2 separate regions of the Homo sapiens genome follow, and region 2 is linked to region 1. A link is a contact called in ENCODE Hi-C or POLR2A ChIA-PET data. All regions are on one chromosome and are shown on one strand. Each heading gives the region's core, a stretch centred on a gene start or an enhancer-like site at or near the end of the contact. The rest is flanking DNA. Distances are from core to core; before and after follow the strand shown.

Region 1 (3,590 bases), core at 1,021-3,520:
GAACACTGCATTAAGCTCTCCAGACAGAATCAACTTCGGAACTAGCGCCAGAGACCACTAAGTCAATCCCAGGTGACACCATCAGCACTCAATAAATGGTAGCCACTGCCGGTGTCGCAGATGGATCAATGGGAGGTCAAGCGTTGTGGGTAGGTTTGGTTTCTTTAAGCCACTGAATTAACTGGTTATTTTTGCCTGCTGGCAGTGCAGCCTCCATTGTGTAAATGCCATCTCACTTCCAAGACAATCAACGTGTGACTTCTCCCAGCCAGACTAGCCAGGTCTCCCGAGACTTCCCGGAGGGCAGGGGCTGTGTCTGGAGTGGCTGAATTCCCCGGCTCAGGGTTGCAGCTCAGCCAGTTTGTTGATTGAATGAATGAAGAAATGGCTGAAAGCAGGGGTGGTAATGATGACCTCCTTCACCCTAGGAAGTGAATGGGACCCAGGTCATCTCCAGGCCCAGCCAGTATTTGCAGTGGCACCCCAAGGGATGCTGGGGGACCCCTTAGCTTTTCTCTTAAGTTGCAGCGGCCAAACTGCAGCAATATCTTCCCTGATAAAAGACACGCTGGTGGTATTGCCCCTTCCTCAAGGCAGGGGCTGAGGGCGCCCAGTTCACAGCAGGGTGCCATCTGGGGTAGACGCTGGGTATTGCCCCACTCCTGGGCCGGGGCCTGGGTCCTGACCTAGTGCTGGCTGTGGCTCCAAGAGTGAGCTTCTCCTCCCAAACAGAAGACGGTCAGTGCCTCTGAACCTCCCTCTGGGCTGGGCACGCTTGGACTCCTCCAAAGAGCTTGGACCAGCCTGAGCCACATCCCTGGGCTTGACTTCTCCAGAACAAGCCTCCTGGTCTTTCTGGGAGAGCTCTGGCAGCATCACTGTGCCTGTGCAGGGAGAGCGGGAACCCACTTCCTGCACCGGCTTTCTCTGAGTTCTTCAGGATGAATTCGCTCTGGTCTAGGTAAGTTCTACCCCGAGGCCACCTTCACTTCCCAAATTCCAGCTTTTCCTTCTCTATCCAAACTGTTACAAACACAGTAACAATAATTTTTAAAAGCTTTTTTTTTCTCTGAACACACTAAGTCCCTGCTAATTACTGAAACTCCAGGCATTACAGGAATATGTGGACACTTAAAGAATCAGGACTACGTGGGAGAGGGGGAGGCAGCTCCCCAGGGTCCTGGGTTGGCACACAGGCTCCACCACTGTGTGACTTTCAACAAGCGACTTCCTTGACCAGCTGCCCGCTCTGTAAAATGGGGAGAGTAATATTCGGCCACACTGAGTCGGTGTCAGGTTGAGTTAATATTTGGAGAGTTTCTGGCACAGGTAGGTGCTCCTTAAGTGCCTGTTAAATAAGTGAAGCTTTGAGAAAGTGTCTAAAAGGCGACACACTAAATTTTTAAGAGGCTGGAGGTGGGCCAGGGAGGGGAGGTCTCTTATGTAATATTTTAATATCTTTTTAAACCTGAAGAATGTGTTCTTGTAGCACTCCTGTAATTAAAACTTAATGAACTAAAAGTACACCCCTCCTGCTCATACCCCTTTTGAACTCCGCAGCCGCGCCCCCCAGCCGGAGGCCCCTTGGGCAGCAGACAATGGGTGTGGATTCGCCCCAGGTCCCGCCGGCTGGGGCGGCGACAATACACCAGTCCCCGACAGCTATTTACATGACAAGGGCTTCCGGGCGTGTCTACGCGAGTTCCCGTCTTTCCTGGTCGTCCTCCTTGGGTTCGGGTGAAAGCGCTTGGGGGTTCAGTGGGCCATGATCCCCGAGCTGCTGGAGAACTGAAGGCGGACAGTCTCCTGCGAAACCAGGCAATGGGTGATCCATCTTGGGGGCTTCCTCCCCCTTTCTCCAATTTCTCTTCCCTGAGCCCCCAGGGACCTTGTGCTCCTCAGAAGATAGGCTAGCCCCAAGAGCCTGGGTCAAGGACCCCAGGGACGGGGGCGAGGGGAGGGCGCACCAGCAACCCGCCCGGGTGCGGCTGGCACCGAGTTCGGCTCCCCGGCCCCGGGCGTGCGCCGGGCAGGCGTTCCAAGCTGACCGCCGTTGGGGAGAGGGCACAGCGCCCCTCCTCCGTTGCGCGGGTGCCGGGTCTACGTGGGCCGCCTAGCTCTGGCCCTTTAAGAGCCCGCCCCGTTTCCCGTCACCCCGCCCCCCGGCTCGGGGAGGGGGTGCGGGGGAACCTCGGCGGGGATTGGCGCAGCGCGCGCCCCCTCCCCGGCCCCCGCGCGGTGGGAACCGGCAGCCCCGTCTAGCGCTGACGTCAGACCGTCTGCCTGCCTCCGACCGCGGTCTCGGAGCGAAACCCGATCTCCTTGGACTTGAATGAGGAGGAGGAGGCGGCGGCGGCGGCGGCGGCGGAGGCGCTCGGCTGGGGAAAGCTAGCGGCAGAGGCTCAGCCCCGGCGGCAGCGCGCGCCCCGCTGCCAGCCCATTTTCCGGACGCCACCCGCGGGCACTGCCGACGCCCCCGGGGCTGCCGAGGGGAGGCCGGGGGGGCGCAGCGGAGCGCGGTCCCGCGCACTGAGCCCCGCGGCGCCCCGGGAACTTGGCGGCGACCCGAGCCCGGCGAGCCGGGGCGCGCCTCCCCCGCCGCGCGCCTCCTGCATGCGGGGCCCCAGCTCCGGGCGCCGGCCGGAGCCCCCCCCGGCCGCCCCCGAGCCCCCCGCGCCCCGCGCCGCGCCGCCGCGCCGTCCATGCACCGCTTGATGGGGGTCAACAGCACCGCCGCCGCCGCCGCCGGGCAGCCCAATGTCTCCTGCACGTGCAACTGCAAACGCTCTTTGTTCCAGAGCATGGAGATCAGTGAGTGACCCCACGCCCCCCTCCCCGGAGACTCCATCGGGCTCGGACCCTATGTCGGGGCACAGCTGCGAGCGGGGGTCCGGGCCCTGCGCGCCCCCTCGGACCGAACGCCCTGCGCCCGGGCAGCGCCCGCCGCGCCCCGGGCGCGCCCTCCCGGCTCGCGGCAGCTGGCGGCCGGCCCGGCTTTGTCCCGCGGCGCTGCGAGCCTGGCACGGCCCCCGCTGTCCGCGCCCCGCCCGCCCGGACTCGGACCCGGGGCTCAGCGGCGGCGCACGGCGCGGGAGGGTTGGGGCGGGCGGATCCGTGAAGTTTCCATTTTATTTCCCTGAGGGCAGTCGCGATGGAGCATTTAGGCCGGCTCTTTATCAACTTTGGGCGGGGGTGGAGGGGCGTGTGAGACACTGTCTGGTCTGCGAGGTGTCTGGGGCTCCGGGCGTGTGTCTGGAGTGTTCGCGGCGCTGTGTCTCGGGCTCTGAGTGGATGTCCGTGCGTCTGTGGAGTGTGCGTGGCTGCGTGGCTCTGTCTGGGTCTTCGGCGTCTCTCGGGGTGTCTGGGGGTCTGAGTCGCGGTCTTGCCCAAGAGTGCGTGTCACCGAGTCTTCCTGCCTCTCTCTGTGTGTCTTTCCCGTGTCCGGGCCGGGGTGCCTTTCTTGAGCGTGTCCATCTTTCTGGGGGTCTGGTCTGGTTGGGCCGGATCTGGGGACCGTGTGTGTCCAGGTGTCTGAATCCAGGGCTCAGCTCTGGCCCGTCTGGCCCAGCGTGGATCTTGAATGTGTGTGT
Region 2 (3,237 bases), core at 667-3,166, 340 kb after region 1:
TCACTGCTTTCAATTTACTACATTTTTTAACGCGTATAACGTATAGAGTCCCGCGTCATTTAAGTTAAAATGCAGAATTTTGATGCAGCTGCTGGGATGAGTATGCAAAGAGGAGATTCAATGAAGAGCCCGATGTGGGAGCTGAGGCCTCGGGCTCCACGCACGCCACAGCCTGTCCACCCCCAGCCAGGCAGAACCAAAAAAGTACACTCTTGTCACAAAACTGAGTGCATGGCTTACACAGGTGAATGGATAAACAAATGGCACACCCCACCCGGGAATACTACCCAGCACTGAAAAGTAACGGACAAGTGATTCACTCAACAGCATGGGTGAATTTCAAAATCCTTATGCTGAGGGAAAGAAGCTGGGGCGAGGGGAAAATGTAGCGTAGGGCTCCACTTATATAAAATTCTAGAAAATTCAGACTAGTCCATAATGCCAGAAAACAGATCCATGGTTTTGTGTGTGCGTAAGGGAAGATTACAGTAATATACACAAAAACCTTTCGGGGAGATGACTATGGTGATAGTTTCATGGGTATTTACAGATGTTGAAACTGATCAAATTGTACACTTTAAACAATGACTGTATTTCAATTGTACCTCAATAAAGTTGCTTTAAAAAAAGAACACAGCTTCATGGCTCACACAGCAAACCCTCAAACAGGGAAACACAGAAGCAGCAGCAGGCCTGGAGGGGTCAGAGGGATGGAAGGCAATCAGCTGGACTTCTGTGTCTAAGTTCGGGGCCTCAGGGAGACTCAGGTGCAGCCACGCTCCTGAGACTGGGAAATACTAAAGGTGGAGCGGGCAGGGCCCGAACCAAGGGACGTCTCCAGTCACTGGCTTGTGTGGCAGCAGGTGTCTTGGGAATGCAAAGCGCTGTTTAGAGCCCTGTGGTGGCCCCCCAGGCTGAGATAGCGGGGGGCCAGCAAGGCAAGAGGGGCAGGAGACAGGAGCTGGCAGGAGGACAGGAACCACAGCCCAAAGCAGAATAAACCAGGACATGGCCAAGAAGCAGGGAGGAGAGCTGTATGGAACAGGAAGGGACGGGTGAGTGACCGGCACAGACAGAAAGGAAGCTTCTGGACTGGATGAGGAGGACGTGGCCACAGGGACTCTGAGTACAGCTGCAAGAGGCCAGAAAGTACCTGGCAGTGGACTGAGGAGGGGCCAGAGCACAGGGAACCAAGAGGGTAGGTGCTGACACCACTCTCTCGATAGCCTTAATATACATGGAAATGGTTCCTCGAGCCTTCCATGCTTAGACAGAGGGGAGGAGCTGGTGGACGGGGACAGAAGACAGTGGGAGAAGGCCCAGAAAAGAGCCATGAGGGTGGAAGGAGACGGGGTCAGCGCAGGCAGACATGAGGTGAGCGGGAAAGACACTGCAGGCCACTGGAAGCCCCTCCTATGTGAAGCAGGTGACCTCCCCATCGGAAGCCAGGGCAGGGTAGGGAAAAGTCTAGAAGGCTGTTGTGGGCAAAGGGCAGAGTGGGGTGGGAGGAGAATGATGAAAACCACAAATACAATGATGACAACCTCTCCAGAAGAGCTGAGCAGTGGAGAAACACGCAGGCTGGTTGAAAGCCAACACACTTCCCATGGGGTTGGGCAGAGTACCCGAGTCTACACATTTCACCATCATGCCCAAAGGCCTCAAAAATGCAGCCCCACTCCTGCCAGCTCCTAACTCCCCCTGCCCAAACCACCAGCCAACCAAGCAACCAACAGCACCCAGGCGAAAGCTCCATGACCCGCCCTGCCACCCCCTTCATAAAGTGCAGCCCCCGGCTTGCCTGTGCTTCTGTGCCCAGGAACAGAGCAGCCCGTAATGGCTCACACTGGCCGAGCACTTCCTGTGTGCTGGGTTCTGGCCAAAGGCTGTACTGAATCCCCACAACCATTTGAGGAAGTCCTGCAATTTCCCCTTACAGGGAGGGGACGGTGACCTGCCCAAGGACACACGTGAGTCCTGAGAAGAGTCACAACTCAGGCCTAGGCCTTCTGAACCCAGAGCCTGGCTCTGCTGCCTTGGAGCACCCAGAGCAGGCCCGGGAGTTCTCACCTTTGACCAGTCGTAGCTGGAAGCGTATGCAAATATGTTTCCATTGTGATTGAAACAGCAAGCTGAGATGGGCTGATCTAACTGTTCCGAAGTTTTTAGTTTTGTTCTGGCATCTTTGTCCCAGAAGCTGAATCTACCATCAGATCCCACAGTTGCAAGGGTGCCATGAACAGGATGGAACGCGATTCCATTTACCTGCAAGGATTGACATGCACAATGAGAAGCCAGGCAGAGGGGCGCAGAGAAGGTTCCACCCACGCACACTTCCTGCTTGAGTTAGGAAACAAAGCGCACAGGTACATTTCCTTCCAGCTGCTGCCCGCTGATAGCAAGAGAAACTATCCAGGCTTCCTCCATCAAATGCCAGCCCAGAACCCAATCTTGCCTCCTGTGAGGGCTGCACACCAGAGAAAGTGAGCATGTGGACAGCAAGAAACAAGGAGCAGACCTCAGGAAAATGTTTCTTTTGAGCAAACAGATTTCTCAGTCTGAGCTGTGGGTGTGAACTGTCTACCAGCGCTCCTGAGGGAGGGAGAAGACTCTCGGCAAAACATCCTAAGCTTATGTTCAGAAACAAATACACAACACTGCTAGTTAGGCGGCACGTTAACACAGAAAACAAGGCCAAGTGCGGTGGCTCACGCCTGTAATCCCAGCACTTTGGGAGGCCGAGGCGGGCAAATCACAAGGTCAGGAGTTCGAGACCAGCCTGGCCAATATGGTGAAACGCCGTCTCTACTAAAAATACAAAAATTAGCTGGGCGCCTGTAGTCCCAACTACTTGGGAGGCTGAGGCAGGAGAATCGCTTGAACCCAGGAGGCGGAGGTTGCAGTGAGGTGATATCACGCCACTGCACTCCAGCCTGGGCGACAGAGCGACTCCGTCTCAAAAACAACAACAAAAATCCACAGAAACCTGAAGCCTACAGCATAAGCCACTTATCTCCGGACATGAACACACAAGCTCTTCAGTGATGAGTCTTTTCTGATCCCACAATTCCTCAGCCACCTCCAAGTCTGGTTTCCAGATGTATTACCACGGTTAAAGTGTCTAAAAACGTACCGCATAAATGTCCTGAGGAGCTGAAGTGTTGGTTCCATTAGATCGATGACATTTAAAGGTGAAGTTATCTTTGGCGCTGAAAGACAAAGGTTCATGTAAGTCTT

Evidence for each region. A loop is a pair of places that touch in the nucleus more often than their neighbours do. ChIA-PET counts read pairs that join two places held with the same protein, here RNA polymerase II (POLR2A). Pooled maps may share reads with other maps.
Region 2: a loop to region 1 is called in a map of CD14-positive monocyte, with 4 times the contacts of the local background. The contact joins the enhancer-like site here to the promoter of PMEPA1 in region 1. A Hi-C loop is called at or near these places in 4 of 168 maps with a recorded cell type or tissue (CD14-positive monocyte, endothelial cell of umbilical vein, psoas muscle and 1 more) and 10 of 50 pooled maps. POLR2A ChIA-PET finds 5 or more read pairs at or near these places in 1 of 52 experiments (WTC11).

The regions. Positions count from the first base shown.
Region 1 is chr20:57,708,695-57,712,284 of GRCh38, reverse strand. PMEPA1 (prostate transmembrane protein, androgen induced 1) reads left to right here and starts at 2,270. Exons shown (of 4, transcript NM_020182.5): 1 at 2,270-2,811. The coding sequence starts at 2,703. It overlaps NKILA (NF-kappaB interacting lncRNA), which reads right to left and starts at 2,102. Exons shown (of 1, transcript NR_131157.1): 1 at 1-2,102. RefSeq lists enhancers at 1-216, 3,277-3,590 and silencers at 1,869-1,988, 2,009-2,438.
Region 2 is chr20:57,373,635-57,376,871 of GRCh38, reverse strand. It overlaps RAE1 (ribonucleic acid export 1), which reads right to left. Exons shown (of 12, transcript NM_003610.4): 10 at 3,134-3,209; 11 at 2,071-2,265. It overlaps LOC124904938 (a long non-coding RNA gene), which reads left to right. Exons shown (of 2, transcript XR_007067671.1): 2 at 1-632. Among named protein-coding and RNA genes, the nearest start is that of RBM38, 16 kb to the left of the region's middle. RefSeq lists an enhancer at 1,395-2,392. Within about 2 kb of position 1,916, at least 9 of the 41 ENCODE cell types and tissues checked have a DNase peak (open chromatin) inside an H3K27ac peak, as active enhancers do; they include CD14-positive monocyte, where a contact is called at or near this core.